Regions from separate parts of the Homo sapiens genome. Here region 2 is linked to region 1. The links are chromatin loops, found by intact Hi-C in ENCODE. Cell type or tissue: PC-3. All regions are shown on one strand. Each heading gives the region's core, and the rest is flanking DNA. Links, peaks and the distances in the headings are about the cores only.

The links. Hi-C counts contacts between places; a loop is a spot of excess contacts. Peaks named below come from ENCODE experiments on the same cell type or tissue, not always from the same donor. Only the 100,000 strongest peaks of a DNase experiment are listed, where the experiment ranks them.
Region 2: it touches region 1 in a loop (13-fold over the local background); 20 of 110 quality-filtered maps call a loop at or near these places.

What each region holds. Positions count from the first base shown.
Region 1 is chr4:62,588,418-62,600,886 of GRCh38, forward strand. No RefSeq gene overlaps it. Among named protein-coding and RNA genes, the nearest start is that of ADGRL3-AS1, 430 kb to the left of the region's middle. In PC-3, for the core only: a CTCF peak has its summit at 7,022 (motif pointing right); no DNase peak of the experiment used is centred there.
Region 2 is chr4:62,703,536-62,716,004 of GRCh38, forward strand. No RefSeq gene overlaps it. Among named protein-coding and RNA genes, the nearest start is that of ADGRL3-AS1, 550 kb to the left of the region's middle. In PC-3, for the core only: a CTCF peak has its summit at 6,315 (motif pointing left); a DNase peak (open chromatin) is centred at 6,326; H3K4me3 peaks cover 1,115 bases; H3K27ac peaks cover 904 bases.

The DNA of each region.
Region 1 (12,469 bases), core at 4,620-8,619:
CCTGTAGCTGCTTTCACAGGCTAGCGTTGAGTACCTGTGGCTTTTCCAAATGCACAGTGCAAGCTGTTGGTGGAACTACCACTCTGGGGCCTGGAGGATGGTGGCCCTCTTCTCATGGCTCCACTAGGAATGCCCCAGTGGGGAATCTGGGGCTCCAATCCTACATTTTCCCTTTGCACTACCCTAGTAGACATTTTCACAAGAGCTCTGCCCTTGCAGCAGAGTTCTGCCTGGATATCCAGGCATTTTTATACATCTTCTGAAATCTAGGCAGAATCTCCCAAACCTCAACTCTTGCCTTCTATGCACCTGCAGGCCCAACACCATGTGGAAGTCACCAAGTCTTGATGCTTACACCCTCAGCCATGGCCTGAGTTGTATCTTGGCACCTTTAAGCCACAGCTGGAACTGAAGCGACTGGGATGCAGGGCACCCAGAGGCTGCACAGAGCAGTGGGGACCTGGGTCAGGCCCACAAAACCATTTTTCCCTCCTAGGCCTCTGGGCCTGTGATAGGAGGGGCTGCCATGAAGATCTCTGAAATTCACTGGAGACATTTTTCCCATTGTCTTGGCAATTAACATTCTGCTCCTCACTGCTTATGAAAATTTTTGCCTCCATGATCCAATCACCTCCAACCAGTTCCCTTGCCTGATATGTAGGGATTACAATTTGAGATGAGATTTGGATGGCGATACAGAACCAAACAACCATGTCATGACTCATTTCCTTTTACAGTGTGTTCACATCTTCTATGCTCCCTGCCTGATAGGCACTTAGTACTTCTCTCGCTATCAGATCAACTGTGGCAGTATTAGAGTGCTTATGTTCAAAAACCCATTATTTTATTTAATAATAGCCTCAAAGTGTAACAGTAGTGATGCTGGCATATTTTTATACTTAAACTATTATTAGTTGTTGTTGTTAATCTCTTACTGTGCTTATTATAAATTAAACTTTATCATTGGTATGTAATGTGAACCCAAAAGTATCTGAGACAGATCTCAATCAATGTAGAAAGATTATTTTGCTAAGGTTAAGAATGCACCTATGACATAGTCTCAAGAATTCCTGATGACGTGTGCCCAAGGGGGTCAGGGCACAGCTTGGTTTAATACATTTTAGGGAGACATGAGACGTTAATCAATATGTGTAAGATGTATATTGGTTCAATCTGGAAAGGCAGGACAATTTGAAGCTGGACAGGGGGCTTCCAGGTCATAGGTAAGTAGAGACAAAATGTTGCATTTTTTTCAGTGTCTGATCAGACTTTCACTGAATGCACAATTTACATGTGAGAGGAGGGTAGAGGAATAGTCACTTATGCCTTAGTCTGGCTCAGTGAGACAATAGGGCAGAAGAAGCGATCAGATATGTATTTGTCTCACATGAGCAGAGGGATGACTTTGAGTTCTGTCTATCCTTTGTTCACAAGAAATTTCCTTGTGGGCAAATTGTGAGAGATTTGTAGCTATCTTATTTAGGAATAAAATGGAAGGCAGGTGTGCTGCTGCAGTTCCCAGTTTGACTTCTCTTTGGCATAGTGATTTTGGGGTCCTGAGACTAATTTTCCTTTCACAGTAAATATTAGGAAAAACTGTAGTATCTATAAGATTCAGTACTATCTGTAGTTTCCTGCTTCCACTGGAAGTGTTGGAATGTACCCCCATGGATAAAGGGAGGCATTAAGTAGCTAAATTGAACAATGACCAAAAAACAAAACTTACTTATGTGCTTTAATGTTATTTTACTGAAAGAACAATGATCACATAGCCATTGTTTTCAGGACTTGTGATTTATGCCTGATCCTGGCATAATTAAGAAATCCCCTTCAAGAAATCCTTCAAGAAATCCTTCAAGAAACCCTTTCAAGGAATCCCTTTTCAAGAAATCCCCTTTCAAAATTCCCTTTCTTCAAGGTTTCCCTGAGTGCATGATTGTATATGGTCAACTTACTTATAAGAGATCTGTAAAATTATTTCTCACATGTCCATGGCTTTAGAATCTTGTATTTGGCATCATGTGGGAAGTTAATTTCAATAGAATTTATAAAAATCCAGGCATAATAATATCAAATGAGTTAAGAAGTGTGGTTTCTGAAATAAATGACACAGAAAACAGATACATTTCTTTAATATTGACTAGTTTTCTTAATAAATTAAACCTTACATAAGTTTCAATATTAAAAAATATGCAAAAATAATCAGGGCAATTGCAGGGAAGAGGAAATGATGCAGTGGGCATAGATCTTGAGTCAGCACAGCATGTTGGTCACCTATTGCCATAATAGTGCTATGGAATGAACCATCTCAATATTCAATGGCTTGCAAAAACAAGGACTTATTTCTCTTGCTCAGATTTTTTTGGGTCAGCAGGATTAATTCAGCTCCAATCTATAGATTCACTGGGCTTGTTTACAGGTTGAAGACTGAATGAAGACATATTTCTATTTATTTATTTTTTTTGCCATTGTTACCCAGGACATGCTATCCTCATGGGTTATGGAAGAAGTCCAAGAGCCAAGCCAAATGAAGCAAGTACAGTTTGGTCTAATACTTATAGTGCACCCACTAAACTTAATTGTCCCAAGCAAATCACATGGCCAAACCTTAGCTCATTGGTGCAGAAAAGTATATGTCACCAACAGAGGGATAATACTGCAAAATTACATAGCAAAGGCTGTGGATATGTACTCTTAGTGCATGGAGATAAAGAATCTGTACTTCTCCCTTCTATCCCAAAATAAATAAAGAGAATTGCGGAGTATACTTATTTGGCTGTCTTACGAGAACTGAGGTTTTCAAGGTCCAAAAACAAAACAAAAAAAAAAAAGAAGAAGAAAAAGAAAAAAGAAAAACAAAACGTGGCACCAAGGGCTGAGGAAAACGTTCTTAGCTCCTTGCTATGGGATGAATTGTGCCCCCCAACAAGATGTGTTCAAGTCCTAATCCCAAGTACCTGTGACTATGACTTTATTTAGAAATAGGACATTTGCAGCTGTAATAAGATGGCATCACTAGAGTGGGGTCTAATCCAATATGTCTAGTGTCTCTGTAAGTAATGGAAAATGCCATGTGAGGACAGAGGGAGAGATTAAAATGGAGCAGGGGCAAGCCTAAGAGCCCCAAGGATTATTGAAAACCACCAGATGCTAACAAGAGGCAAGAAAGGATTCTCTCCTCTAGGGAGAGAGAGCCATGGCACTGATAACACTTTGATTTTGGACTTTTAGTTTCCAGAACTATAAGACAATAAATTTCTGCTGTTTTAAGCCACTCAGTTTGTGGTACTTTGTTACAGCCACCCTAGGAAACTAATATACCCTTTAATAACCACTTCCCTTGACATAGCCTGATGAGGAGGTAAATATATTGCATCAGCTTGGCAATAGTATCTCTCTGTTGCTGCTCAGATAATATAAACCAACAATTCTGGACTACAAAGAACTTGGAGTGAGTGCAAGATAGACAGCAATGATGCTGGCTTGGGAAAAGGCTCTTTGAAATTATAAGGATGCCATATATCAAAAGGGTCTTCTTGACCCTGAATGCTGCTGGATATTGGTAACTGAAGTGACTGAAATTCTTGGCAAAGTAGCAAAAGTGATGAATATAGTTGATGTTTGTGATGTAGCCGCTAAATGGGTTTTAGTGACGTTTGATGACAATAATTATTAGAGTGCTACAAGATGCATGGATGAAAACTTTCCAAGCCCTATCTTCCTCTTCCACCTCATAATAGTTAACCAAGTTGCCAAAGGGACTGTGGATAGTTGGCATTTTTTCATGTAGATCATTGGGGTTTTTTTTTTTTGGATAATTTTTATGTTTTCTACACTGTCTTGTTTGAATTTATCCGGATAATGGGTGCCATAAATAACTTTTACATTTATAGTATTCCTACTGATTTTCATGAAGATCTATTAGGAATCTAACCTTTAGTTTTTAGTTCTAGTTTTATTGTAAACATTCATACTATTTTCTGAAGCTAATTTGTAAAGGAAGTTCAATGATAGTACTACTTACTAAATTTCTTCCTCAGATAATATGATTTAGAGGATTATTTTCCAAGTAGGTCTATTTTAGAAATAATATTCTAGAAAAATGGATTCATAAGGATAACATAATGTTATGCTGCCACTTTACTTTCACATTGGAAGGCTCGTTTAGATCTCCAATCAAAAGCCAGTGGTATTTCATAACGTTCATATTTAAATTAATATAATACTGAATGAGAATAACTTAAATTGCATTAATTTTTTTTCATTTCTTGCTATACCTACCCTCAACATAGTCTGTTAGAACTGATAATTGAAGTGTTAAACTTTGAGGGAAAGAAGAGAGTCAAATACATGGTGCTTAGAAATGGCATATATATTTTTTTCTCAAAACCAGTTGTCAGTAAGAAATAACTCAAATAGAGTTTGGTTCTGTAGAGACCTTTTTTCCCTTAAATTCAATGCAAATATCTTCTAAATTTGGGGGAAATGACCTATGAATGACAAAAGATTTCCATTGCACTATTTCATTTTATTTTTATAAACATCTTAAGGAAAGGAAATGGAAAATGATATCATCTCTATTTTTGGAAGATAAACTAAGTTGTGAAAATTCTAGGATACTTTTCCAGGATCACATAGCTAGCTAGGATCATTGCAGGATGAGGATTAGAATTCATGTTTTATTCACTCACTTTTCATTTATTTATTCAATTGAGATATTTAATGCGGAGGACTGCTATTTTCTACTCTCATCGTAATGATATCTACTTTAGATGAAGATGAATATTTTGCTTGGGAGTGTGGGTTTTTATACATGGAACTTTAAAAATAGAAAGATGTTGATTTTCATTTAAAAATATCCAGTAGAAAGCTAGGGAGAGGATAAGAGAGCAATGAAAGGGAGAGAGAGAGAAAGGGAGAATAGAATAGCCCATATCCCAAAGAAAATAGGTGTGATGTTTTCTTAAGTTCTACTCACAAAAACAAAGGCAATTCTAAAGTAAGAATGAATAGTCATTACCACTTCATTACTATGCAATCGAAAAGAATATAAATCATGGGTAATCCTCTTCCGAATGGAACAGATTTGCAGAACTTTTTATCATCTTGAATTCTGTGCAGTGTATCTTTTTTTCAGCTCCTTAGCCTTGGAGCTACTAAAGTAACTAGGCCAAAAATCATACAAAAATATAGTGTCTTGTTCTTTATTTCTCTATCTAATCTCTCTTCCTCTCCCTCTCTCTCTCTCTCTCTCTCTGTGTGTGTGTGTGTGTGTGTGTGTGTGTGTGTGTGTGTGTGTGCATCTCTCTCTCTCTCTCTCTCTCAATTTGTGTCGATGTCTGTTTTGGAAAGAAGAAAAAAACAAATTTGTAAGCCTAGACTCTGTATTTAATTTTTGATGCCTAAGTATTTGAGTTAATAATGAACATTTCATAAGAAATTACTAAGAACCTTAATTAGGGTGCAACTTAGATACAAACAAAATGAATGAAAAATAGAAGAGAAAAAAAGTAAAATGTCACAAAGTTAATAGATTTTGACATAATAAACATCATAAAAATGTTCTTTGTGGTGTATTTTAAATAATTCATAAATTAATATAGAGAACTATAGCCCTGGTGGCTCAGAGGAAAGCATAAAATAAAATAGGGCATCCAATGAGTCTGTTTACTGAATATCTTTGTGCTAAATATGATATGAGTATGAGTTAAACAAAGGAAGGAGGTGGGGGAACTTTTAAATTTTTCAAATTTTAATTTTCAGGTAGAGAACATTGGTGGCATGAGAGGGATATAGGTAAGTATTTGTAGTTATAGCATAATCCAAATGGGCTTAAACTTCAACCAACCTTCTCTGCTAATAAAATAGTATATGACAGCTACTTAAGAGAGGGTTTCTACTAAGGATATAAAAGCTCACCCTACTCCGGGGATGTCTTAGTTCATTTTGTGCTGCAATAAATGAATACCACAGATGGAGTAACTTATAAAGAAAAAATGTTTATTTGGCTCATGGTTCTGGAGACTTAGAAGTCCAAAGAGCATAGTGCTGGCATCTGGTGAGGGTCATTCCACGGTGGAAGGGTAAAAGTGAGTGCATGAAACAGACAGGAAAAAGGGGTGAAACTCCTGCAAAAACCAACCCACTTGAGTGACAATGGCATTAATCCATTCACGAGAGCAGAGCTGAAGTAATTATAGAGCAGTGAACTAGTAATATTGGAATGATGAGAAACGCTGGGTTTTCCTCTCTGCATTTTATTCTTCTGGATTGTGACCCTGTAATTTTTCACTTCAATTTTAAGCTTCCTAAAACTTTCAGAAACATAGGTTTCCTTTTGTTCATGTTTTTAGTTGTTCTCAGCAGGAGAGTTGTTACAAATTTCCTATCCTGCCTTACTATAGAAAAAGTTTTTCTTAGTGTTTTCAATCTTTCTTTATAAATGATTCATTAAAACCCTATATACAAGGATTTATGAGTGCAACTGATACTAAATAACAGTTTTACAGTGATATTAATATTCTTTTGAAATACCCACTTTTGGAAAATAATACATCGTAGCTTTAGGTTGTAAAAACAATGCAATTTGGTGACAGATTGACTGTAGTTTTAGGGCTTAGGATAGAGATGATGAAAATGCATTCTGCATCAGTGGACAATTTATATTTACTGTTAATTGAGCACATTTTCCCCATTTCAAAAATAACATCCACTGTGGGCGGCAAGCCACCCAGGTGCCGAGACAAGAGACTGAGGACACGAGCTGTTCCAGTATAATAAAATATAAAATAAGAATAGTTATACCAGATATAGATCTTAGATATGATTATATATGAATATAATTAATCGTTAGTTGGTAGCAATTACTCTTTATTTCAATATTATAATAATCTTCGCTCTATAATCATAACCTAGGAAAAACCAGGCCATACAGAGATAGGAGCTGAGGGGACATAGTGAGGAGTGACCAGAGGACAAGAGTGCGAGCCTTCTGTTATGCCCAGATAGGGCCACCAGAGGGCTCCTTGGTCTAGCGGTAACGCCAGCATCTGGGAAGACACCTGTTGCCAGGCGGACCGTGGTCTAGCGGTAGCGTAAGTGTCAAGGGAAAACACCTGCTACTTAGCAGACTGGGAAAGGGCATCTCCCTTTCCCCCGGGGGAGTTTAGAGAAGACTCTGCTCCTCCACCTCTTGTGGAGGGCCTGACATTAGTCAGGCTCGCCCGCAGCTATCTGGAGGCCTAACCGTCTCCCTGTGATGCTGTGCTTCAGTGGTCACGCTCCTAGTCGGCTTTCATGTTCCATCCTGTACACCTGGCTCTGATTCTAGATAGTAGTAGCAAATTAGTGAAAGTACTAAAAGTCTCTAATAAGCAGAAATAATGGTGTAAGTTGTCTCTCTCTCTGTCTCCTCTCTCTCTCTGCCTCCGCTGCCAGGCAGGGAAGGGCCCCCTGTCCAGTGGACACGTGACCCACGTGGCCTTACCTATGATTGGAGGTGGCTCACTCTCCTTGTCCTGCCCCTTTGTCTTGCATCCAATAAATATCAGTGCAGCCTGGCATTTGGGACCACTACCGGTCTCCGCGACTTGGTGGTAGTGGTCCCCCAGGCCCAGCTGTCTTTTCTTTTATCTCTTTGTCTTGTGTCTTTATTTCTACACTCTCTCGTCTCCGCACACGGGGAGAGACGCACCGACCCTGTGGGACTGGACCCTACAATCCACTCTCTGCACCTTGTAAACTTTAAAGTTTTATCACTTAATACTTATGTAAGAGTCCTCAAAATTTATTATATAGGAATAGTCACACATATTTATTCAGTAGCACCTTATTTTTAACTGTCTTTTATTATTAAGCATTTATCTCACTCTATTATAATTAGATAAAAGAGTATTGACTAGAAAATATGTCTTATGTATCTTTATGACCACATCCTTAACAGAGCCCTACTCTAAGTTTATTAAATAAAGGAGTGATGAATGTATTCATACAAAAATAGTGAGATGTTGTGCTAATTTTTCTAATTTCAAAATCAGACTTTTTTTCTTTCCAACTTTTATTTCAGGTTCAGGGAGTACATGTGCAGGTTTGTTACATGGGAAAATTGTGTGTTGCAGGGGTTTGGTGAACAGACTATTTCATCATGCAGATAATAAGCATGGTACCCTACAGGTAGTTTTTCAGTTTTCACCTTCCTCCCACCCTCCACCCTTAAGTACGCCCCAGTCTCTATTGTTTCCTTTTTTGTGTCCATGTGTTCTAAATATTTAGCTCCCACTTATAAATGAGAACATTTTGTATTAGGTTTTTCGTATCCGCATTAATTTGCTAAGGATAATGGCCTCAGTTCCATCCATGTTGCTACAAAGGATATGATCTTCTTAGTTTTTAAGGCTGTGTAATATTGTATGGTATATACATATATACCACATTTTCTTCATCCAATTCCCCACTGATGGGCATTTAGGTTGATTTCATATTATTTTAAAATTTACATATGTAGCCCTTAATATATGTAAAATTTACATATACATCCTTTAAATATAGAGGTCTTAAAGTTATAAATGTATACATATATATAGAGAAAATATATATATAAATACTTATATAGAAAAAATATATAAGTATATATAGAAACAAATATATAATTTGAATGAATGTCAAGTGACAATTTAAAACTACAACATTTCTGTTAATTTATATATTATGCTCATACATACAAAAATATATGTTTGTGTTATGCACATATATGCATATATTCTTGGCGGGTTCTGATCACAAACAATATATAAAGCATTCTTCATGTACATTTTTGCATCTTTTATATAAATAGAAGCAATGGATATGCCTCTATTTTAGCAAATATTAGCGGCAATAAAAGGATTATATATATATGGCATTGGTTTCTCAGAGTTTGCTTCAAAATCTCCTGTCAAGTGTGGGAGATACCAAAATTCTTCCAAAAATTGTGCTCAAGTTTTACAAGATATTTTTTATTGCAACCAAGAACACCTTAACTGATCCAGCTAACGGGTAAGCACCAGTGGCTCAAGGCTGTGTATTTATATGGACTTCAGGTTTAATTCACCATAGGAATTCTAGCACTGTATAGAGGAGTTCCTCAAGGTTTTGGCACTACTGACCTATTAGGAAAATACAGAAACTGTATTGCTTTAAAAAATGGTATGCTTTAAACATTAATTTAATTCAAAATATTTTAGACTTTCATAAATATTCCGAGAATGATATTATACTATTATGACTACTTGTATAACCATTACATAATGTATGCAAATTTGAACTGTTGGGAACCAAACCTCTATGGGTCTCTCAATCTTCTGCACATCTTGTGAGCACAGGCACTGACTGCCTTTGTGCTAGACTATCTTTTAAGTTTATTTTTATATCAAAAATTTCTTGGAAGACAGAGATATTGTCTCTTTCCAAAGCATAAGGCAGCATGCTTACTGCTTCTTACAAAAAGATTCAAGTACCCTCAGCTCAGACACAATATGTTAAGAAAACACCCATAGTCAATGTGGTATTTTTTCACTTGCTTTCATAATAGAGGCTAAGAAAAAAAGTTTATTTTTTCTAGCATTATGGCTAAGCAAGATAATGCAAAATGGCTATAACCAGTAAGATGTGAGAGGAAGTCCATAGGAGCTTCTTCAATATATTTTTTGGATTGGTAATGAGAAGAATAGAAGTTACTGGTGAGTCCTGACTCTGCAGAGCCATCTTTGTGTTATTAGATACCAAACATAAGAACAAAATGCCAATATGCTACATGTGATATAATAGGAAGAGGGGAAAGGACTAGCTCTTGGAGGTACCATTGAACAGTTGAACTAATCTCATTAGTAGCTACCTGATGGACTTCTTACAGTATAAGAAAGAATAAATCTTTCCCCCAGAAGTTATTAATTAAAAAATTTAAATCTATAGCAAAGCTAAAAGTATTATAAATGTAAACATGTATAAATTGAATATATTATAGCTAAAACTGATATGCGTATTTTTTCAATTTTGCAAAATTTGTTTGCTATCTAGCTCATACATGCTTACTCTGAAAATTTGCTTTTGCATGTACACACATACATGCATATAATTGTCCTTATTATAAATTATTTAAAAGTAAACTTCAGGTATCATGACACATTACACCTAGCATGTCAGCATTTACATTTGAAGAATATGGACTTTTTTTTATAAAACCACAACACTGTTGCTATACCCAAGCAATTTATTGATGGTGAGTAGCATTATCTAATACATTGACCATGTTTACATTTCCCTAATTTGTCTCCAAATGTCTTTTTCCTAGTATTTTATCAGAGATCATGTTTCTTTAGTCTCTAAATCTAGAACAGTCCTAATACTTTTAAAAAATATTTTTTATGACATTGATCATTTAGAAGATAGTCAAGTTATCTTTAAAAATGTCACAAAGCTGCATTTATCTCACTACTTATTTTTGTTAGATTCATATTAAATATATTTGGCAAGAATACTATATGAGCTTTTTGTACACTATTTGGATTTCTATTTTGTACACTATTTGTTTACAAATACACTCTTTGTATTTCCCATTGTATTACATCAGAAACAAGTGTTTGCCTCACTGAAAGAAATGCTGTATTTGTTCAATTGGGTAAAATATCAGAAACAATTTTTTACTTTGTAATAAATTATCTGCAATGTTTTATTTTATTACCATGTAGATATCTTCTTTTTTAATAGTTTAAAAATTTATTGAGATATAATTAACATATTATACAATTTATCCTTTAGTGTACAATTAAATGATTTTTAGTATATTCACAGATATGTAGTCAATTAGACAATATCTTCATCACCTCAAAAAGAAATCCCATACCCTTTAGCTATCAACCCCTCTTCCCTTTCCCACTTGAAGCAACCACTAATCTACTGTCCCTAGAGATTTGTCTATTCCGGACATTTCATATGAATGAAATTATATAACCTATGGTCTTTTGTGAATGGCTTCCTTCATTTGCAGGATATTTTCAAGATCCACCTATGTTGCAGCATATTACAGTAATTCATTTATTTTTATTGCTGAACACCATTTCATTATATGGATATGCCACATTTTGTTCATCCACTTGTCAGTTGATGGACACTTGGGTTGTTTCTAACTTTTTATTTTTATGAGTAATGGTGCTATAAACATTGACATACAAGTTTCTGTGGGGACATATGTTTTCATTTCTCTTGGGTATATACATAGGATTAGATTTGCTGGGTCATAAATTAATTCTTTGTTTATCTTTTTTGAGAAACTGCCAGTGTATGTTTTCCATAGCAGCTGCATCTGGACTGTCAATCTTATTCTACTGATTTTTAAATCTGTCCTTATGCCAGTACTATACCATCTTGAACACTGTTGTTTTGTAGTGTTTTCAAATTGGTAAGCCTGAATCCAACTAATTACTTCTTTTTCAAAATGGCTTTGGCTATTCTGGGTTTCTTACAATTCCATATGAATTTAGAGTCAACTTATTAATTTCTACAAATGAGTCATTTGAAATTATTATAGGAATTTTAGATCAATTTTGTGAGTATTGCCATCTTAAGACTATTAAGTCATTTAATTTGTGAATGAGGATGTCATGTTCATTAGGCGTCTTTGGCCTTTCACAATGGTGTTTTGTAATTTTCAGAGCATAAGTTTTGTATTTTAACAAATATTTTTAAGTATTTTATTGGTTTTGATGTTGTTGTAAATGGAATTGTTTTCTTAATTCCACTTTTGGGATATTCCTCGCAACTGTAAAGAAATATAATTGATTCTCATATCCTGTAACCTTGCTTATCTCATTTATTCTAATAATTGTTTTGTGAATTCCTTAGGATATATCTATATACAAGACAGTGCCATCTGCCAATAGAGTTGTATTTTTTTATACCGATCTGGATGCCTTTAAAAATTTTTTCTTGCCTAGTTGCAATCAGCCACTCTTTCACAATTAAGTATGGCCTTAACTGTGGCTTTTTTTTTAATAAATGTACTTTATCAGGTTAAGAAATTTCCTTTCAATTTCTAGTTTGTTGAGTGTTTTTATCACAAAAGAATAATAGATGTATTTCAATTTCTTTTCCACCTCCATTGAGATGAACGTGTAATTTTTGTTTCTGCTCTATTTACATAATGTGTTACAATAATTGATTTTTTTTTTTTTTTTTTTTTGAGATGGAGTCTCGCACTGTCACCCAGGCTGGAGTGCAGTGGCGCGATCTCGGCTCACTGCAAACTCCGCCTTCTGGATTCACGCCATTCTCCTGCCTCAGTCTCCCAAGTAGCTGGGACTACAGTTGCCTGCCACCACGCCTGGCTAATTTATTTATTTATTTATTTATTTATTTATTTATTTATTTATTTTGTATTTTTAGTAGAAACAGGGTTTCACTGTGTTAGCCAGGATGGTCTTGATCTCCTGACCTT
Region 2 (12,469 bases), core at 4,152-8,151, 110 kb after region 1:
GTTCAGTAGAGACGGGGTTTTGCCATGTTATGCTGGTCTTGAATTCCTGGCTTCAAGTGATTTGCCCCCCTCAGCCACCGCAAAGTGCGGTGTTCTTTAGGCAAGTAAATACCTGTCTTGATTGATACCTGCTTTAATATCCTTCACGCTATTGACAGCTAACCTCTGAAATCAACTTATTTTGTCTTAATTATGCAGGCTTAAAACCTAGATGGCAAGTTGATAGGTGCAGCAAACCACCATGGCACATGTATACCTATGTAACGAAACTACGTGTTCTGTACTTGTATCCCGGAACTTAAAATAAAATAAAAAATAAAAATAAAAAAATAGCAATCACATGGAAAGTACTTACTGTGTGCCATTCACTGTTGTATTCTCACCTCTTTACATATATTAATTATTAATCTTTGTAATGTTATGGAATAATTCTTTTATAATTTTTAAAAACAAATGTAAAAATTCATCTACTTTTTTTTCTTTAGTTTTGGATTGTTGTCGTATGGGATAAAACCAAATTACAATAAGTAGCTCATTACTTTAAAGAGTTAAAAATTTTAGCTGGAAACATTATAAAGGCAGACATACTTATGTATTCATGCTCTCACCATCTTAATTTATAGTCAAATATTAGATCCTATGGTACAGATATAAAGAAAGATGTTTGTTTGGCATGGTATGCCTAGGTGAGAATTTCCATAAATTGGAGCAGTGCCAGACATGAAGTTCCTTACAGCAACAGGTGATAAATCCTATTCAGCAATGGGAGAAGAAACTTGAGGTTGGCAGACAGGGTCCTTTCTAGTTTCTGGTATGAACTTCTCTATTTACCTTAATTTTCTAAGGACACTTTTTGCAAGTTTCTTGTATTGTAACTCCCAGAGATTGCTTAGATACAAAAATTGGCTTTAATTACTTCAATATATGAAGTCTCATGTATCCAAGGCAACAGTATATGGCAGGTAGGACATTCTCTGGCCTTTAGAAGATGGTTAGAGATGGGAAATGTGAAGGATCAAGCTAGATAGAATAACAGGACTAGTTTAAACATCAATAAAGGCATATGAAGTATCAGTAACATATTAAATCTTACTAGAGAAGTCTTTGTTGGAAACAGTATAAATTTGTATATGGCTATACTATCCATATCATTCATTTAAGTGTGTGTATTAAAACACATTTTTTGAAATATACTGGAGTAAAAAGATGCATATTTAAAAATGAAGGTATACTTTAAAAATATTAAACCTACTTTGATAACCTCAAGGTTCTCCTTTAAGGATCCTCAAATTTCATGTTAGCAAAAACGATTAACTGTTGTGGAAATTATTCATTAAAATCAAGTATAGACATGTTCACATTGAAGTCATATGTTTTCCTTAAATATATGAATATTAAGGCCTGTTAAAATCTAATCATATGTCCACACAAAAAAATCGTTCAAGTCTCTTTATCATATGTTGACAGCAATTTATAAAATTAATGCAAATATTTTTAGCAAGCAATTTTTTCTCTTTTTCTTCCTCGTGGAAGAATAATTACTAGTAAAGTTAAATGTTAGTGCAGGAATTAAAATAATCAAATTTTACGTTGTTCCTGTTTAGAATCTACACAGTCTGACTCAGTGAGTAAAAGAGATACTGATACAAATGTGAGTGGACTTACATTGACTTAAATATTAAATATAAGAAAGTCCAGATTCTGTAAAGACCTATGTGGAATAAAGATATTCTGGAGTTTAAATAGTAATATTGAATACATGCTAGTGTAGAAAATAATTATAATAAATATATAACAAATATATTGAGTATTTTGTATTGTTATAGTTGAATGCTATGTGTATAGATCCCACAATACCTAATTCAATAAAAACTGCTATAGGAATAAAAAGCATAAGCGTGATGTAATTAATTACTATTTTCAATTAGGTATATCTCAGACAATACATTTAGTTCAATGAAAGTAATCTTTTACATTGGATTTTTTTTTTTATTTCTTAGGACTTATTGACTGCCATCTATATTGTTTAAAACATAGAGCTTCATGGCATCTATTATTTAAAAAATGAATTTTAGTTGAAGGAAACTTTCAATTATGAATCAGTAAAATATGTATTATGACAGGATTATAGTCCACTCTGTTTATGAATGTGTTTCATACTTGAAAAACACTCAAACAGCACTTAGGTAGATTTAATTGCTTAATCAATACATTTTACCATAAAGATTATTACATTGTTTTATTGTGATCTACAGTGAGATCATGCTTGTAAGGAATCAGATTTAATGTTTTTAAATATATAATACTTTCTAAAAATTGCAAAAATCAGTTTGTTATTTAATTTTTTCTCACATAAACTTTAATATTAGAAACTTGAATCTAGTATTAGAAAATTGCACTATGAATATTTATTGTGTAAGCATGTGTGATACAGTAAGAAATACATATTTGGTCTTTGTCCCTTGTTCCTGAGACAGAGCTTCTAAAGATTCTTGGAATTTCCTGAGTGATAGTATCATCTTTATTATTTAGAAGTCCCTAAGAACCATGTCTGAGTTGATTCTAATAAAGTTATGCCTGGGGGCCCCTGGATAGCTTCAGGATGGGGACTGGTTGCCAGAAAGATCAAGGCATGATTAGAGAGCTGGAACTTTCAACCCCACTCCTCCACCTCTGGGGAGGGGAAAGGAGCTGGAAATTAAATCAATTGCCAATGGACAATGATTAAATCAATAATGTCTATATGATTAAGGCTTCATGAAAACGCCTAAACAATGACATTCAGAGGGCTTCTGGTTGGTGAACAGAGCAAGACGCTGTCAGGGTGAAACATGTGGAGAGGGTGTGAAACACTCTCTCCCCAGTATTTTGCCCTGTGCCTTTCTTCCATTTGGCTGTTCCTGAGTTATATCCTTTATAATTTACTGGTAATACTAACTAAAAAACTTCCCTAAGTTGTGAGGATTGTCCCAGCAAATGACCAAAACTTGAGGAAGGAGTTGTTGAAGCCCCTAATGCATAGCCAGTCAGAACTACAGGAGGCCCAAGACTTGGGATTGGAGTCTGAAGTAGGGGGCAGTCTTGTGGGACTTAGCCTCTAACCTGTGGGGATTGTACTAACTCCAAGTGGTTAGTGACAGAATTGAATTGAATTGTAGTACACCCAGTTGGTGTCCAAATAGTTAGAGAACTGGTTGCTGTGAGAAAAAAATCCCACGTTTAATAACCGATGTGTTGTTAGTAAAAACACTTTGTAACATCTCACACTCTATTTATGGAAATATTGTACATGAAGAAGTAAATGTGGAGAACTATTCCTGCAATTTAAGATAGTCCAAATGGAACAGGAGGCCCTGGGTCAAGAAATCATCAAAAAATCATATATTTTGAATATGTCTCAGACGGCAAACTATTTAGTAAAAAAAAAATTTCTTCTACATTGTTAGGAGAAATGTTTCATTTGTCTAGTCTCACCCTTTAAAAAATGTCAAGGTATACAAGCACTTTTAGTGTGCTTACTGAGTATAGATACAATAAATGCAAAATTACAAAAATCATTATATCTTTTCCTTGCCAAGATAAATGGTTTCATACTGAGGTCAATATACAACTGTACATTTTGAGGTTTAGACTAACCATTCTTAAAGCCCTTGAGAAAGGTAATCTTTTTTTTTGAATATTGAAGAGAGTTACTGTGTTAATTATTTCAAAAAGATTACAAATAGGAAAAATGTCATTTTCACATTTTTCTCTATTATTTATTAGATATTGGCAAATTATAATTGTATATGTTTATGGGATACAAAGTGATGCTGTGATATATATATATATATACATATATATATACATATATATATACACACATATATATACACACACACTCAATATGGAATAATTGAATAAAGGTAATTAACATATCCATTAACACAAATGTTTACCATTTATTTTTCTGGTATAACTGAAACACTGTACTCTTTGACCAACATCTCATTCCCCCCAACTCCTCAGCCTCTGCTAATCATTCTGTTCACTGCTTCTGAGTGATTATTTTGGATTTCACATATAACTGAGACCATGCAGTATTTGTTGTTTTGTGCCTGGCTTATTTCTCTTGGTATAATGTCCTCCGAGTTCATCCATGTTTTCGTTACATGATTTCCCTCTTCTTAAAGGCTGAATAGTATGCATTAGAAGAACACTGATCTTTCATAGCTTAACTCATTTGTATTGTAATTTGAGAAATAAGACCCCTATGTAAGCAATTCTAAAAAATAATTAGCCTATGAATGCTATTGATATGATCATTTGATTATTACTACAAGAAGTTTTAGGGAAATAAAACAAAATGTATACAATAAAACCAGAGAATGTCAACCATACTTGTCCAAAAGCTCAAGAAAGATTTCTTGAGTTTATGATTAAAGCAGTATTTCAATTCCACAGGAAAAGGATCAACTTTTAAATAAATATCTGGAAAACTAGCTATTTATTTGAGAAAAAGTTTAATTCCCTCCCACAAGCCATATACAAAATTAAATTTTAGAAGAATTAGAGGGAAAAATATAATAACCTGAACTATAAAAGTACTAGTAAAAAAATGCAAATATCTTAAACAATTTGGGGTGAAAAAAGCTTTCTTAAGCAAGATACAAAGTCAGAATTCATAAAGAAAAAAATGGTAGAGATGACAATCATTATGATCATCAACAATGATGTAAACAATGCTAATAGACAAAAGACAGGCTGGGGACAATATTTGCATTTTCTATTATTAACAAAAAGTAAGTATACATGATACAAATGTCTGTTATAATGCTATATATGCAAAAATAGAATTAACCCAGTATCAAGATGTTTAAACATGATGTGAATGTGCAATTCTAAAAAGAAAGCCCATAAATTTCAATAAAAATATAAAACAATCCACAATCTCTATATAATCAATCAACAATGAAAACAGCCAAGACATAGCACCCCAACCTTCAAATATGAGAGAAAAAAAGACTGATACTGTTCATTGCTGCCAAGAACTGGGGAAGAATTCCAACAAGACACTCTACTGCATTGTTGGAGCAAATGTGAAATTCGACTAGCTTTTTAGGAAGTTGTACCTTCCTTTTGCCTCAGCAATTCTACTTCTAAAATTCATCCAACAGAAATATACACATACACAGAGAAGTGTGTACAAGGATGTTTACTGTGCCATTGTTTATAATAAAGGAGAAAGAAACCTAAAAATCAAAACTCTAAAAATTCAATGAGAAAAACAGTTAAAAATGTATGGCTTACTCATGCTATAGAATATCATGCTACTGTTGAAAAGAATCAAACCTTTATGAGGACATAGAAAAATACTTCAGGTCTGTTTTTAATTGAAAGAACAATGTGTTGATCAATATGCATAGTATGATCTTGTTAATATACAATAGAATTTGTGCATGTATACAAAAGTGGATTTTATGCAGGTAAAAAGGATTGAATGTATACATAAACTTTTATCTCTGAGTTTGGAGTGTAATTGGTGGCAAGGGAGGGTGCTGGTGGAAGAAGAATTCATATGCTAATATGTTCTTTATTCAATAATTTTTTCAAGATGTATACTAATATATATCACTTATAAGAGAAAAATGAAAAGCTTCTTCCCCAAAATAGATTTTATATTTCTTTTATTATTTTAATAAAAGATTCTAATATTTTATCAGTAAATTCTTCCAATGTACTTTTTTTGTCTTCAATTGTATAACAGATACTGTGTTAAAATTTCCAAAAACCTTTATATGTATTCCTTTAGGATATAAATGCCTTGGTATCCAATTTCCTGAAAAAAAAATAGCTCAATTATTTATGTGAGTGACTCTATGAGTGATCTAGGTCAGTAAATTAAATAACTTCCATGTCACATTTAATGATTTATTGCATCACTGTTTATAACTAGGTAATAGAAAATGTGATGCTACTTTGGAATTCACTGGCTATGCAAATTTGTAATTCACTTAATGTTTCCCTCCAACAAATATCCTCAGTCATCGACATGAGGGACAAATGCTTCTCTATCACATGATTTTATTTTCTTCCAGTTTATTTCTCATAATGCTTTATCACGAACATGCTACCTAGTTGGAGCAACATGGTTGACATTTCTTTGCTAATAGCCCAGTTTGCACCAGACATTTGTGTGAGTGGAATATCAGAAGGACTCACAAAATAATATGCAATGATAGTTGATATCAAGACTGCAAAAATGAACTGAAACTAAAAATATAGATAGTCATGCTAAATAAAGATTTTTTTGTTAGTATATAGCGCCACCCAGTGTTAAAGAATTCTCCATGGAGCACTCTGCACAGTAGGCTATTGTACCAAGGTAAAAAGGGACACAAAAAGGGACTCTGTGAGCTCCATATTAATATGTTCATTTGAAGTTTGTTTAGAGATACTGCACTTGTTAGCTTATTAGAAAACATTACATTGAAATCAAACCACAATAAAAACAAACAGGAAATGATCACTCCAATCTTCATTTACTGGTAATTCTTCTCTTTTCGTATCTTAGTTGTTTGGAAAAAAAAATCTGGAAAAATTGTTACAATTTTACTAATTCACCATGTATTGCATGATACTTTAAGACATTTTAAAGAGATAATTTCAGAGGCCATTGTAGATTTAGATGTAATTTATGTTTCTGCATCTCTAAAATGATGTTTTCTTTTGAATTAAATTACAGACGAAAATGAGAAATGGTTTATAGAGAGAAGCAAAGGAATTTTTGGTTTTCTATAGTGACTGTTACCATAGGGTTGTGGTGCTTTAGAGAGATACTATATAGCAATGAAGCAATTCAATTAAAGCATAAATATTTATATTAAGGAAAATCTAGAAAATAAAAAATAAAAAAATATATTCTTCCATTACCTCTTTGCTCAAGTGATAAAGAGAATGTAAAATCTTCTTTTCCTCTCTAAGTCTTCAGAACTTATATAGATTTGATTTAAAAAATCACTAAATCTTCTAAGGTAATAAGCTACTCAGTTTATTTCTCATTTTATTAAGACTCTTTGCTCCCTCCTTACTGTACTACTTTTTAAGCTTTGACTTCCTTGATGCCTGAAATGTATACCTCTTCTACAGATCAATGTTTTCCTTTATCATGGCCCACAATCACATGAAACTTGGAATTTCTGTGACCCAATAATAATTTTTCTCATTAAAATGGATCTCTTTCCAGGTTCTGTCACTGTTACTAACATTGTATTGGTTTCTTGTGTTTGAAGTATTTTAGCAGTTAGCAAATTTCACGTGTTGTTACTGTTCTTGCTCTTTTTATTATTGTTGTGTTTAACTCCTTGTTCTTTTCTTTCACAGGTTCTGTCCCATGGTATGATAACTCCTTTTTGTTTTGTTTCTTGGTTTGCTCCTTCCATTCCCAAGCCATCACTATCATTTAGGCCCTAGTTATTTCATATTGCCATTACAATTTTCTCCTATCCAATCTCTCTGTTGCTCACATCTCCTTCTTTGGATCCAATCTGCAACAACAAAATATTGAAAGCTTTTCTCATTGTCCTTTCCAAACAGCCTGCCAACTCCTTAAAAGAATTATGCCTTTCAATGTATACCCCTAAGTCAGCATTTGACGCTGTGCCTACTTAGATGACCTATGTGATGTTGATCATCGAGTAGCTAACAGTAATGCAGGGAAAACTACTAGCTGATCATGAGAAAATGTGATAGCATTAGGTAGGCAGATTCATGGTACATAGATTTTTTTTTTGCCATTGGAGATCACTCTTTAGATTCAAGTGCATGTTTGTAGTGACATTTTCCACTACAGTTGTTTTATAAAGTTCACCTATCCAGAGCAGAGCAGAAATGCAGTCTCCAACAGATATAAATAGACTTCCAGGAATCTGGCTAGAAAGGAAGAGGGAGCAGTATCGTACAGCCATTTCAAAGCTTAAGAAGAAAAATAATGACTATCTGTGATGAATGACGAACGACTCAATGTAAGACATATGGCAAGACAACCAGGGATGCACAAGAGGATCAGAAATGTACAAAATTGACACTAGTCAGATTCCAAAGCAGACTCTCAGTTCAACTAGTTAAAAACTATTCCCTGTTTTTGGTAATGAAACAGGAAATGGAGGTTGCTCTTAGAACACATTTTATTGTTATTATTCATTTTATAGCTTTTTATACCAGGAACTTTACCTCTTTCAGTAAGTGTGTGTAAACTGTTTCCTTTTCAATGAACCTTTTTATTGTCCGTTTACATTCCCTGACTAAGAATCCTTTAGGGCATATGGATATCTGGAAACAATGATTGTTGCCTGATATTTGAAGTCAAGGCTTTGAGGTTTAAATGGGAAGGTGGGGGAAGGTAGGCATTAGTGAGTTCTTAGGGAATTTCTGGTCAAAATGATAAATTCATACTTTACTTCCTTTTTTTTCCCAAACATGACAAAACTAAATTTTTTAAAAATTATTCATTTGTGTAAGTTACTTCTTATACCATGATACCATGAATATGCTGATCTGAAGGATTCTAAGTAAGCCAGAGACATCATGACATTTCATCTTCTGTGGGGTAGACATATTGAATGGCAAATCACTGGAACAGAGGACAAGAACTAGCCACTCTGCATAAAAATGAAGGCTGAATTAAGACCCCCTATCTCTGGAAGAAAGGAGACTATAAAAGCTTAAACCATTTCCAGGAGTTATTGTCTTTTTTTTTTTTTTTAGCAGCACAGTTAAGACCCTGTCTGGGATGAACTGTATGTTACCTCAATGACTAGATCTAGAATACCCTGGAACATTACAGTATGAGAGCCAATATAATTCCTGATTCCAGATGGGATCTCGGCAGCCAGTTGGAGGAAAAAGCAAAACTGCTGGACAAAGAAGGAAGGGGAGTAGCGGGGGAAAAAGGGGGGGAGAGAGAGAGAGATTTCTCACCTGAGATCAGCAAAATCAACAGTTGAAACATAGGAGCAAGTCAATGAAATGCACATGTTACAGTAAGTTTGAATTGATTTTACAAGAGGTTTAAGATTCTAAAAGAGAAATGGGAAAGAATTCTTAGAAACAATGAGAATTATAAAACAAAGACAAAGTCATATAGAACTGATAGATATCAAAATCAAATTACAGATCTTGGATATTAAAATATGGTATAAAAATAAGACTCTCTAAGGCACCATAATAACTAGACATCATGTTGGGATTCAGAAAACAAAACCCCAAATATGATGCCTTAGTGTGTTGAGCATTTTGAATTAAAAATAATTAAAAGGCTCAGAAGCCTTTTCTCTCATCCTCCTGTTCCCTGCCTGTCTTCCTTCCCTGAAGTGAATAATAATAACCAGAATTCCGCTTCTACAAGACAGGTCACAGAAACTAGAACTCCTCTCTGCCAAAGAAAACCACGGATCCTAGAAAAACTATTCTTCTCCCTTGAAGACCTTCACTGCAAAGGGGTCTTGCCCTATACCTGGGAGGTAGAAATGCTACATAGAGAGGTCAAAAAGAACCCGAACAGATAGGGCTTGCTGGGTTCTCCAATCAGTCTCTTATAATTAAATCATACCCTCTGTCCAATCACATTTCTACATGACTGCCCATTCTTCATTGAACTTGAGCATAAAAATAGATAGTCTTGGCAGGGCTCGTTGGGTCACTCCTGTAATCCCAGCACTTTGGGAGGCTGAGGTGGGTGGATCACGAGGTCAGGAGATCGAGACCATCCTGGCACGGTGAAACCCCGTCTCTACTAAAAATACAAAAAATTGGCTGGGTGTGGTGATGGGAGCCTGTAGTCCCAGCTACTCGGGAGGCTGAGGCAGGAGAATGGCATGAACCCGGGAGGTGGAGTTTGCAGTGAGCCGAGATAGCGCCACTGCACTCCAGCCTGGGTGACAGAGTGAGACTCAGTCTCAAAAAAAAAAAAAAAAAAAAAAAAAAAAAAATTTAGAGCTGTTAGAGAAAGAAAAGACAAATTGATTATAAAAGAATGACAGATAGTTTGAAAACAAACTTATCAACAAAAATGGATGCCAGACAGAAATAGAATACTATATGCAAAGGACTGAGAAAAAACATACAGAAACATACGTACAGGTGCACATGATTTTAAATCTTACAATGGTTGTGTCACCTGTTAGTCTTACTAATATTTTACTCAGCTTGCTTTAAATATAAGAAAACACAAATAAAGACGATAACATTACAAAATATGAATTCTTATATATAAGTAACATATATATTTGGAAAATATAAAACTGTCCTGAAATCCAGTTATTCAGTTACTGAATCTACATGCTATTTATGGTTTAGATATTTCCATAACCTTAAATTGTACATTTAGAACCAGTTTTCTAACTTACTTTCTGCAATTAAAAAATTAATGATCTATTTAAATTATAGTTACATAGATAAAACAGTAATTCGGTTCTGGTTATTTGTTGCTGCATAAAAACACTTGAAACTAAGTGGCTTAAAATAATTTATTTTTGCTTACAATTTAAAGAGGATGAATTTGCAGGGTGGTAATTGAGTGATGTGTATCTGAACGTGTTGTCATTTGGGGCTACTGAAGCTGGAAGATCTGCTTTCAATATAGTCTTTTACTAATGTGTCAGGTGCCTTGGGGCTCCTTAGATTTTTTCTTTCTCTACAAAGTTTCATCCTCCAGGACCTCTGTAAATTCTTTTATTTCTTAATAGCTTCACAAAACACTTGACATTTTCAACTTCCTATCTGAATATCTCCTTCTCTAGGTCTATCGATTTGCTAAAAACAATTTTCTATTTTCCATGTTACCACAGGTACCAGCTTCACTAGACTTTGCAATAATGCTGAAGATGGCCATCTTTCTCTAGTCTGAATACAATTTCCTGACTTTCTTTCTAGTCTCCCCAATAGTTTCCTATGTCCCTTCCAGGTTCCTCTCACTGGCTTATTATGGTAACATCTTTCTTCCAGTTAAAATGTACCATATGGATAATTAATAACAAAACACTCTGAAACGTAAGGATTTAAAATTATTTTATTTTTCCTAAATAATTATGAGTTAGAGATTCAGAAAGAGTTCATCTGACTTATTTATGTCTGAATTTGTGAAACTGGCTTCAGAGGACTGGAAAATGAGGTTTGGGTAACATGGACATTGTAACAATATTGACCTAATCCATGAACACAAGAATATCTTTCCATCTTATTTGTGCCCTCTCTAATTTTTGGTATCAATGTTCTTTTAACAGTTTTCATAGCTGATATTTATAATCTCCTTGATTAAGTTAATTTCAAGGTATTTTACTTTTTTGTAGCTATTGTAAATTGGATTATTTTCTTGATTTCCTTTTTAGGTAGTTTACTGTTGGAACATAGGAACTCATTACTGATTTTTGTATGTTGATTTTATAACCTGAAAATTTACTAAATTTACTTATTATTTCTGACAGGTTTTTGGTAGAATCTTTAGGGATTTCTGCACATATGATAAAGTCATATGCAAACAGGGACAATTTTGTTTCCTCATTTTCAATTTGGATATCATTTTTTTCTTTCTCTTACCTAATTATGCTGGCTAGGACTTCCAGTACTATGTTGAATGAAAATCATGAAAGTGGACATCCTTGTCTTGTTCCAGATCTTAGAGGACAAGCTTTTTCAAAATTTCCACATTTAGTGTGATGTTAGATGTGAGTTTTTCATATGTTGGTTTTATTGTGTTTAGGTATGTTCTTTCTATACCAAGTTTGCTGAAAGTTTTTATCATAAAGGGATGCTAAATTTTATCAAATCCTTTCTCAGCATTTGTTAAAATAATCATATGGTTTTGTCCTTGATTTTATTAATGTGAGGTATCACACTTATGGATTTATGTCTATTGAGCCATGCTAGCATTCTTGAGGTGAAATCCACTTGATCATGGTGATGAGTTCTTTAATGTGTGGTTTAAGTTGGTTTGCTAATATTTTCTTGAGGATATTTGCATCTCTGTTCATCAGGACATTAGCCTGCAGTTTTCTTTTTTTTGTTATGTCCTTGACTGGTACTGGGGGAAACATTGATCTCATTGAATTAGTTTGGAAGTGTTCCGTCCTCTTCAATTTTTTGAAATAGTTCCAGTAGTGTCTCTATTTGTTCTTTAAATCTTTGGTAAAATTCAGCAGTGAAGCCATCATGTCCTGAGATTTTCTTTGTTAGGAGACATTTTATTACTACTTTGATATCATTATTCATTATTGATCTGTTTGAATTTTATGTTTCTTCATGATTCCATCTTGGTAAGTTGTATGTGTCAAACATTTATCAATTTCTTCTGTTTCCCAATTTATTGTGTGTAATTGTAGTAATCTGTTATGGTACTTTATATTTTTGTGGTATCAGTCACAATATCTCCTTTTCAATTTCTGACTTTATTTGAGTTTTCTTTTTTCATAGTTGTCGTAGCTAAAGGTTTGTT